Linked DNA regions of Homo sapiens: region 2 is linked to region 1. The links are chromatin contacts, found by Hi-C or POLR2A ChIA-PET in ENCODE. All regions are on one chromosome and are shown on one strand. Each heading gives the region's core, a stretch centred on a gene start or an enhancer-like site at or near the end of the contact. The rest is flanking DNA. Distances are from core to core; before and after follow the strand shown.

The links. A loop is a pair of places that touch in the nucleus more often than their neighbours do. ChIA-PET counts read pairs that join two places held with the same protein, here RNA polymerase II (POLR2A). Pooled maps may share reads with other maps.
Region 2: a loop to region 1 is called in a map of cardiac septum, with 2.2 times the contacts of the local background. The contact joins the promoter of LINC02698 here to the enhancer-like site in region 1. A Hi-C loop is called at or near these places in 2 of 168 maps with a recorded cell type or tissue (cardiac septum and gastrocnemius medialis) and 2 of 50 pooled maps. POLR2A ChIA-PET finds 5 or more read pairs at or near these places in 6 of 52 experiments (AG04450, Caco-2, HEK293 and 3 more).

What each region holds. Positions count from the first base shown.
Region 1 is chr11:115,620,346-115,625,332 of GRCh38, reverse strand. No RefSeq gene overlaps it. Among named protein-coding and RNA genes, the nearest start is that of LINC02698, 37 kb to the left of the region's middle. Within about 2 kb of position 2,237, at least 8 of the 41 ENCODE cell types and tissues checked have a DNase peak (open chromatin) inside an H3K27ac peak, as active enhancers do; they include gastrocnemius medialis, where a contact is called at or near this core.
Region 2 is chr11:115,656,686-115,661,672 of GRCh38, reverse strand. LINC02698 (long intergenic non-protein coding RNA 2698) reads right to left here and starts at 2,320. Exons shown (of 5, transcript XR_001748394.3): 1 at 1,949-2,320.

The DNA of each region.
Region 1 (4,987 bases), core at 988-3,487:
TATGATCATTTTGTTCCTTATTATAAATGAAAAGAAGATATGATTTAAGTGTCATCCTCTGGGTATGGGAGCTGGATTCCTATAAATCAATCATCCCAAATAAACTCTTTGGACTGATTTCACTACAAATATGCTGCAAACAATTTCTTTAAACAAAGCATAAAAGTATTACTGTATCTCTGCAACGTCAAAATGGCTTTAGATATGCATTATTGGGTTGCTGGGGTGTTCTTTGGTTAAAATATGTTATTTATGGTGTTGCGCCTGACAGGCGAAGTCAGTGCTGACTGCCTGCTGGATAAACCTCCCTCTTGGTTGCCTCTCAGTCCCCAACAGTGAAAATGGTGAAAGAGGACGGGTGTCCAGGGTAGGGAGAGGTCCAAGGGCCAGGCTGGGGTCCCTAGACTTTGCATATGTGACATATTTCATCTTCATAATGGCTCCCATTATATTGAAGGGTGGTAAGCATATAATTTCAGGCTATAGCCTATTTGAATAGGATTTCCAGGTCTGTTACTAGCCATCAGACTTAGAAAATCATACGATGCCTCTTTCATTCAGTTTTCTTTCTTAAAATGGGGACAATGGTGACAACAATAACATCTAACTCTTTTGGTTTTTGTGCGGATCCAACAGGGGTAAACATGGGAAAGTACTTAGCATGGTGTCAGACACATGGTTGCACCAGGTCATGTTAGTTAGCTATTGTTATTATTATTAGAAACCCTGGGAGTTGCAGGGCATGGTGGCTCACGTCTGTAATCCCAGCACTTTGGGAGGCCAAGGCGAGCGGATCACTTGAGGTCAGGAGTTTGAGACCAGCCTGGCCAACATGGGGAAACCTCATCTCTTTACTAAAAATACAAAAATTAGCTGGGCGTTGTGGTGCATGCCTGTAATCCCAGCTACTGGAGAGGCTTAGGCACGAGAATCGCTTGAACCCGGGAGGCAGAGGTTGCAGTGTACCAAGATCACGCCACTGCACTCCAGCCTGGGTGACAGAGCCAGACTCCTTCAAAAAAAGAAAAAAAAAAAAGGAGAAACCCAGGGAATTTTCTGTCCCAAGGAGGTGCTATGGAGCAAAGCTATGCTCATAGACTGTAATCTGTCTTAACATGATGTCTTCACTTTATTCTGTCCAGAAAACTAGACTTGCAGAGGACAATGAACAACCCTATGCCATAGAGTTCTGAAGCCCCATCTTCCCCTAAGGTGCCTGCATCATCGGTCTCAGAAAGAAGGCAGTGTAGGGAAGGAGGTGACGTACTAAGAGTTTTTCCGCAAAGTAGATTTGTCTATTAAGCCCCATGTCACCGGCTTTCCATCTCTCTACACTCACCTGGACAGGCATTTCTTCCATGCCACATTTTTGTAGCGCTCCAATCTGTCCACATTTTAACAACCTTGTACCTCAGTCGAGATAGAGCCTGAAAAGTTTAATATCATGTCAAATAAGAGAGCCAATAAAACTTGACATTATTAATATGATGTCAAGGTTTTTTTTTCCCAACTGCTTAGGGAAAAAACATTGTGTCCCATTAAGTTGAGCTCCTTGCACTGAGAAATATTAAGTGACTTTTCAATGACTACCAGCTGGAACTATTAGTTTTCTTCATAAGCATTGCTGCCGTCGATTCTGAGAGGCCAGTTGAGAACCTTTTATGAAGATGCTGGATGAGCTGGTGCAATCAGAAAAGCTTTTAGGTTTCCCTGGGATCCCTCTTTAAGTGGGGCTGTGTATGGAAATGGGGATATGAATTATTAAAAGGCTTAAATACATTTGGCTGAGAGAGCATGGGCTTCATACTCCCTCTGTCCATTTATCCCCAAAGGACTGCAGTAGCCTTTCAGGACAATCTGGTGTGGACTGGAAAACCAAGGCCAGAGTCCTGGAAAGAGGAGCACACAGGGCTTCCCTCACTGCCTGGCACCCCCTGCCCCAGCCGTCAGCAGCATCACGGTGGGTACAAGAGCTGCTGGTGTGGTGCGGCCCACTGTTCCGCCCTGGCAAGGGAGGGGGCATGAGTGCCCACAGCTGCTCCTGGCCCTTGCTCACACTGGGCTTCTGGGAAGGACACTGTCAGGAAGCTGTTGGGGGCCTCTGTTTCCCTTGGCCGGGGTCCATGGTTGCTTCACAGCACGTGGCTTTCCATGTCAGAGTCCCTTCCCGGGAAGAGGTCAGGACTTAAAATAAGCTGGCGTGACTCATGTCTGAGTTGGGAGATGCCTCGTGCAAGTGCTGGCTTTTCAGGAATGTGCAGCTGGGGCAGCTGAAAAGAAAGCTCCAGAGGCTCAGACCTGGATTTCCAGAGTCTTTTGGCTGCTCAAGCCCAAATAAGATTGTTTCAACTGTTCCTACATCTGGACTGTTCAGACACCAGCATTTCTCCTAGGCTTTCTTATCCCCAGGGAAGCTGTTTCTGTAGCATTTACCCCATTTCCGACCCCACCCCAACACCATTTGGCTACCCACCCAAGTGTCTCATCACTTTCATTGTGGATGACTTTTATAGTTCCTAGCTGTGACACCTTCTAAGAGGTATACCTGTGTTCTTAATCTCAGGAATCCAGTGAGCTGGCTACAGAGGCAGTTGCAAGCTGGTGCTTATTTATGTAAGGCTGGAGTGTTTATTATAGGGTTGTATTCCTTTAGTGAGATCAAAAAATTAAGAGATGGATGGCAAACAGAACAGTCCTTATTTAGACTTCTGTGATGTTCCAGTTGACATACTTCCCCCTTGCCCTTTGCCCCCACTCATCCTGCACCATCTGGGGGCACATGACCCCGGGGATAGCAGATGGAAGGCAGCTTGCTCTTCTTAAATTTCACCCAACTCTTAAGAGACCTCTAGGGAAAATACCCTTGGGATGGTTCCTTAGGGGCACCTTGAGCACTCAAACCCCAATACTGTGGTCAGGAGCAGCTGATGAGGAAAATCCCTGTCCATGGACTTCTCTCTTCTCCATGGAAGTTCAGGATTGGATGATTCAGCCAAGGGCAAGGAGGTTGGGTGAGAAATTTGTCTTGTACAGGTATAGCGTAATTGACAGCAGCTATTCCTCTCTGCTTCCATTGATCTCAAGATAAAACAGAAGACAATTATTATTATTGTAGAAGGAATTTAGTTCAAATGCCAGAAGAATCTCCCAACTCCCAAGATGGTGGCCTTCATGAAGCTGTGAAATCTCTAGTGCAGGGGGTCCCCCTGTTCTGAGCTCTTAGCTTCACCCCAGCTCAAATCCGACAATTCCTAAGCAGCACCTTTCTTTTTCTGGGACATGATCTAGAAGGCTCATATAGCTTACTTGGGATTTTGAAGTGATAACTCCAAGAAAATTGGGAGAGTCAAGTGAACCTTGGATAAAGAATGAAATAGAGGCTGGGTGCAGTGGCTCATGCCTGTAATCCCAGAACATTGGGAGGCTGAGGCAGGTGGATCACTTGAGGTCAGGAGTTCAAGACCAGCCTGGCCAACCTGGTGAAACCCCATCTCTACTAAAAATACAAAATTTAGCCAGGCCTGGTGGCACGCGCCTGTAGTCCCAGCTACTCAGGAGGCTGAGGCAGGAGAATCGCTTGAATCTGGGAAGCAGAGGTTGCAGTGAGCTGAGATCGTGCTACTGCACTCCAGCCTGGGCGACTAAGTGAGACTCTGTCAAAAAAAAAAAAAAAAAAAAGAAAGAAAGAATGAAATAGAAACAGGTCTGCAAACCTGGGCTACTGTGGGAAAGGATGGAAGACTAAAAAACAAGAGACTCCGTCACAATTGTTCAGAAGCAAATTCAACTCTACCTCTGGGCTTTGGTTTCCAGGAAAATAAGACCTGCCTGGACCTATATTAGAATTGTTGTTAGGATCCAGTGAAATCATGGATAGAAACATCTCAGGAAAAAATATAAATTACTTTAAAAATATAGAGGATTACCACTCTTACCAGTCCACCTTCCCGCTCAGAGCTGACAGTGAGGATGTCCCCCAATGGTGGGAGGTAGAATCAGATGACATTTAAGATCCCCTTCACCTCTAAGAGTCTATGGATATATTCTCATTCTTCCCCCTATAGGTTTCACTTAGCCCACTCTTCATTTTGAGGCAGGGCAAGGGAGCAGAGTATATGAGCTGGCAACTCTCAGTCTACTTAGAGCAAAGACTGACATCCGGGACACACGCTGCAACACAGACAAACCCTGGGGACATTATGCTAAGTGAAATAAGCGAGGCACAAAAAAGACAAATGCTACATGATTCCCTTTCTGTGACATACCTAGAATGGACAAAGCCGTAGAGACAGAAAGTGGAATGGTGGTTACCAGGGGCTGTGGGGAGTGGGATGAGGAATTAGTGTTTAATGGGTATAACGTTTCAATTCAAGAGGCTAAAAAAGTTCTGGAGATGGACTGTGGCGATGGGTGCACAACAATCTGAATATACCTAATACCCGTGAGCTGCGCACTTAAAAATTGTGAAAATGGGCCAGGAGCGGAGGCTCACGCTGTAATCTCAACACTTTGGGAAGCTGAGGCAGGTGGATTACTTGAGCTCAGGAGTTTGAGACCAATCTGGGCAACGTGGAAGAACCTTGTCTCTACAAAAAATACAAAAAAAAAAAAAAATTAGCTGGATATGGTAGCATGCGCCTGTAGTCCCAGCTACTCAGGAGGCTGAGGTGGGAGGATCACTGGAGCCCGGGAGGCCAAGGCTGCAGTGACCATGACCGTACCACTGCACTCCAGCCTGGGGGACAAAGTGAGACCCTGCCTCAAAAAAAAAAAAAAAAAGGTTAAAATGGTAAATTTTGTCATGTATATTTAACCACAATTTTAAAAATCCCTGACATCAAGTCATACAGCTATGAAGTAATAAATTCCAATTCAAACCTAGGAGTAAGGTTTAGCCACTAAAATATACTGTTTGTCATGACAAACTGACCTGCCACCGTCCCCCTATGATTTGGGAAGGCTATCTCATTCATTGTCCTATTGGTGA
Region 2 (4,987 bases), core at 1,071-3,570, 36 kb before region 1:
AAATGACATAATGTGGGAAAGAAGTGACAAATAATGGTTGTTCAACCAATGTCAAATATCTATATGATATATATTGCATTGTCCCTGTGAATACAATGTAATACAATGTTCCAAGTGGCTCAGTCTTCATATATAAATATATTTAATAAATTAGTTAATTATGAGAGGAATTGGATACATACAGTATATATCAAATGTATATATATATATATATATATATATATATATATATGAAAGAAACTCAGCATCCATTCTATTTTTTTAATTCTTATTATTTTATTGTTATTTTTTTGAGACAGGGTCTCCCTCTGTTGCCCAGACTGGAGTGCAGTGGTGTGATCACAGCTCACTGCAGCCTTAACCTCCCAGGCTCAAGTGATCCTCCGACCTCAGTCAAGTAGTTGGAACCACAGGCACACATCACCACACCGTGCTTATTTATTTGTTTGTTTGTTTGTGTGTTTGTTTGTTTTGTAGAGATGAGGTCTGCCTATGTTGCCCAGCTGGTGTCAAACTCCCAAGCTCAAGTGATCCCCCAGCCTCAGCCTCCGAAAGTACTGGGATTACAGGCAGGAGCCACCATGCTCAACCCTAGCATCCATTCTAAAATGTGTCTCTGTTGTTCATAGAAGACATAGATTCATTCTCCTTGGCACAAGGGTTTGCTTCGGATTCTGGGTGTTGTGGCTACATCACTGGCCAGCTCTGAACTTTAAAAGTTCCTCCCGCCTGCCCCCATACCTTTTCTAGGACCACCAATAAGCCCTCCTCCTCCTCTCCCGGGATGCCGCCTGAACACATGGCTGACCTCCTCTCCTCCCTAGAGTGACCAGTCTTCCAGAAGCATATTGCAGAGGAAGGCCTTGATGACTTGGAAGTACTGGAGAGGAATGCACTCCAATTCAGCCCAACATTCAAAGCATCTGCCAGTGCTGGGCCCTGGGGCACAAGATGAGCAACCTAAGGGTTGCCAGGCGAGCGGAGGTATCAGATACACACACAGCTCATTCGAGCAATAGGTGAGTGAGGGCAGGCGCGCCAGGAGGAAGCCGGACAGATGGGGTTCATGCGGAAGGAGGCCCAAGGAGGGCGCCCCCAGGAGTGGACACAGCCGTTGCTTCCGTGCCCGCCAACACTGGGAAGCTGACCTCTCTTAGTCACCGGGAGATTTGTGCAGGAGGGGAGGGGTGGGGAGAGCAGGGCTAAGTGCTGACGGGACGTCCCTGTCAACACAATGTTCTGCCTGGCCGGGCCTTCATATATAAAGATATTTAATGAATTAGTTAATTAATGAGAGGAGTTTGATTGATAGATCATATGGCGCTCGCAGCAGGGTGAGTCTGACCCCGATATCGCCGCCTCGGCTGCAATCCGTCCCCCTCACTGGTCGGGAGAGCGCCGTCGCTCCGGCAATTTGCATGCATTTAATGTAGCTCTTTAATAGGATGTAATGTTAGCGAAAGCCAAAAGCGCAGCAGCTGTAACTTAAAAGACAGCCCCATTACTGCAAGCCTTATAATTAGGGTAAGAGGGAGACTCGGTCTGCCATATGTTAAACTCTTTTGAGGTTAATAGCTCTGTAAGATTTTTGCAATTTAAAAAAATTACACTTGAAGGATGATGACAAGGCTCATCAATGAAGCGCCTCTTCACTGGAGGGAAGGGACAGAAGGATCCCATGTCCCCCAAGGTCCCCTTCCTTGGGGACATGGCGAGGTGGCCCCTCTCCTCCCGCAAGTCGCCCAGACTCCCTTCCTTCTTTCCTCTCTGCACCAGCTTCCTGCACCCGGCCCCATTAGCGCAAAGCTGCTCTCTCACTCCGTGGAGTTGGATCTCTACCCCCGCAGCCTCTGCTTCCGCAGGTCCCCGGCATCCGGCCCATCGGGGGCGGGCGCAAGGCGCTCCACCGCGCGCCCCAGGGCCAGGGAGAAGCGCCGCGCGTGCTTACCTTGCAAACTCGCAGGCAACTCCAGAGCAATTACGGGTCCCCGCAGGTTACCTGGAGCTGATTGCACAGCCGGGGGCCGAATCAGGGAACACGCAGCGGGCACTGCCCGGGGGGGCGGGGGGAGGAGAGGAAATCGCCGGGAATTTGCTTGGTAATTACTTGGCACAAGCCCCTGGAGGTGTTTGCCCCCTCTGTGCTACAGCCCACACGGCTAAGGGACGCGACAGCGGTGTGGAGCCTGGTCCTGGGCCTGAGGGAACCGAAGCCGGCAAGTGGACCCTGGAGCGCTGCCGTCTGTGTCCCAGCTGCGACATGTAACAGGAAGGCCTCCCGCCCGCTCCCCGCGAAGAGCCCAGCTGCACCCTCCCGGTCTCTGGTGTCTTTCCCGAGTGTCCCTTCCCCGTGGCCCGAGAGCACCGGGTGGGGGACGGTCATAGGGGAGTCGCTGTAGAGATGGGAGATGGTCTCTGGAGACTGAAGCAGCCTCCTCCCGCAGGGTCCCCTCCCACGGTCTGTGCTCGGTGGGGGAGCAGGGGAGAGCCGCCTGCTAGGCAGATTCTCTCCCCCAGGAGTTCTGTCTCCTGTGTCCTTCCCCTCCCCCTGGCTCCCTTGCGGAGCGCGTGGGTGTCGGGCCAAATTCCTGATGACAGACACTCCAGACAAAACAACAACAAGGGACTGACAAAAAGAAATCCCTCTTATTTTTTTGAAAGGGGGCCCTTGTTAGAAAGAAACTACAGGAGCGGTAAAATTACTACTAATTGCACAATTATCTGATTATCTCTGGTACCAAAAATACATGAGATCCTTTCCACCTCCCAGCTACTTAAAGAATTCTCAGGGACACTTCTTGGGGAAGCAGACAGATCGCGCTTGTCAAAACCTGGAGAGACCAAAGGATGTAAGGAAAGGGGATGTTTGGGTGAGGGTGGCAAAGGGAATCACATGTAGATCCCTAGGGAGTAGAAGAAAAAGTTTAGAACAGGCTGGGGAAGAAATGGAATGCAGGAGAGAGGCTGGCAGAAGATGGTGATGGCCATGAATTATATAAATCACAGCTAAAAGAGCTTATGAGATCGTTTAATTCCAACATTATCCCTATTCTGAAAGTGAGATCCATAGAGGTTAGGCCACTTGTCCAAGCACTTAGGAGCTGGAAGGTGTGGAGGAATGAGGGTGGACTGTGGTGGAGGAGATGGGGGGCTGTTCACACCTAGCTCAGGCCCAGCACAGTGGGTCACACCTGTAATCCCAGTGCTTAAGGAGGCTGAGGCAGGAGGATGGCTTGAGCCCAGGAGTTCGAAGCTGCAGTGAGCTATAATTGTGCCACTGCACCCAAGCCTGGGCGACAGAATGAGACCCTGTCTTTTTTTTTTGAATTATTTTTTTCAGAGATAGGGTCTTACTCTGTCACCCAGGCTGAGTGCAGTGGCACGATCTTGGCTCACTGCCACTTCTGCCTCAGGGCTCAAGTGATCCTTCCACCTCAGCCTTCCAAGTAGCCGGGCTTACAGGTGCGTGCCACCATTTCCTGCTAATTTATTTGTGTTTTTTTTGTAGAGGCGAGGTCTCCCTATATTGCCCAGGCTGGTCTCAAATTCCTAGGCTCAAGCAATCCTCCCACCTCGGCCTCCCAAAGTGCTGAAATTACAAGTGTGAGCCACCTAGCCTGGCAGACAGACCCTGTTTCTTAAAAATAATAATAATAATAATAATAAATAAAATTAGGCTATCTTTTACACCCTCACTACCTTTTTGGGACAGAGATAATGGTCAGTTTCTGTGGTCAAGGTAGAAGAAACCTTTGTATTATACATCTTGATATAAAATGCTACCTACTGGTAGCTACTAAAAGTGAACACAACACAATAGCAATAGCTAACTTTTGTTAGTGCTTTGTGGTTTATAAAGCATTCCCATCTGCTTTCTCACATAATTCTCTCTTCTACCCTGTTCTTTCAGTACCCTTCCATTTTCAAATGACTTAAGCAAGACTTAGATGGTTAGGAAGGAGAGGATGCTGAGAGCTAGTTCGATAAGTGGATAGGCGGAGGCCAGCCTCTCTTCCTCTGAGAGCCTGCTTAAGTCTCTAAAATGGTTCGGATCTGTGTCCCCACCAAATCTCGTTATATTGTAATCCCCAATGTTGGAGGTGGGATCTGGTGGGAGGTGGTTGGATCATGAGGGTGGATTTCTCATGAATGGTTTAACACCATCTCCATGCTGTTCTCATGATAGTGAGTGAGTTCTCTAGTTGGTTAAAAGTGTTTGGCTCCTTCCCACTCTCCAGCTCTCTTGCTCCTGCTCTGGCCCTGTGGCATGCCTGTTTCCCCTTTGCCTTTGGCCATGATTGTAAATTTCCTGAGGTCTCCCCAGAAGCTGAGCAGATGCCAGCATCATGCTTCCTGTAAAGCCTGCAGAACTGTAAGCCAACTAAACCTCTTTTCTTTCTAAATTGTCCAGTCTCAGATATTTCTTTATAGCAATGTGAGAAGGAACTAACAGCCTCTCACAGCTTCTCCCCAGAAGTCTCACAACATGTCACGGGAACACCTAAAGTTCTGGGCCCAGCATCTTTGCAGTGTATCTCAGAGCCCTCCCTGGGGAGAGAAGCCAGGGTTTGAGGGATTTCTCTACTTGGGATTGATGGCATGTATATAAGGGGCTGAAGCTAATTTTCATGATTTTCTTTATGTTCACTACTTCTTTTAAGTCAGTGGCTCGGGCGCCTTTTGCACTTGGTTGTGGTTTAGTCATCTGGTGCTACTTTCCCATGGGAAGGCGCTTAGGTCACTGGCGACACCTCAGCTCCTTGATGGGAAGAGGTGCTGCCAAGCTGTGCGTGCAAAGTCCACAGTACTTCCTGTATTCCCTGCCTCCTACCTCACTAACCAATCAGGGTTAGGAGTAGAACTCCTCACAGTGCTTTCCATCCTCCCTGCTGCCACTGCTCAGGAGGGCAGAAGTGCAGAGGCACCACCTCAATGAGCCTTGGGAATGCCAAGCAGAGTCGAGGGCCACTGAAGCTTCCCAGTGACT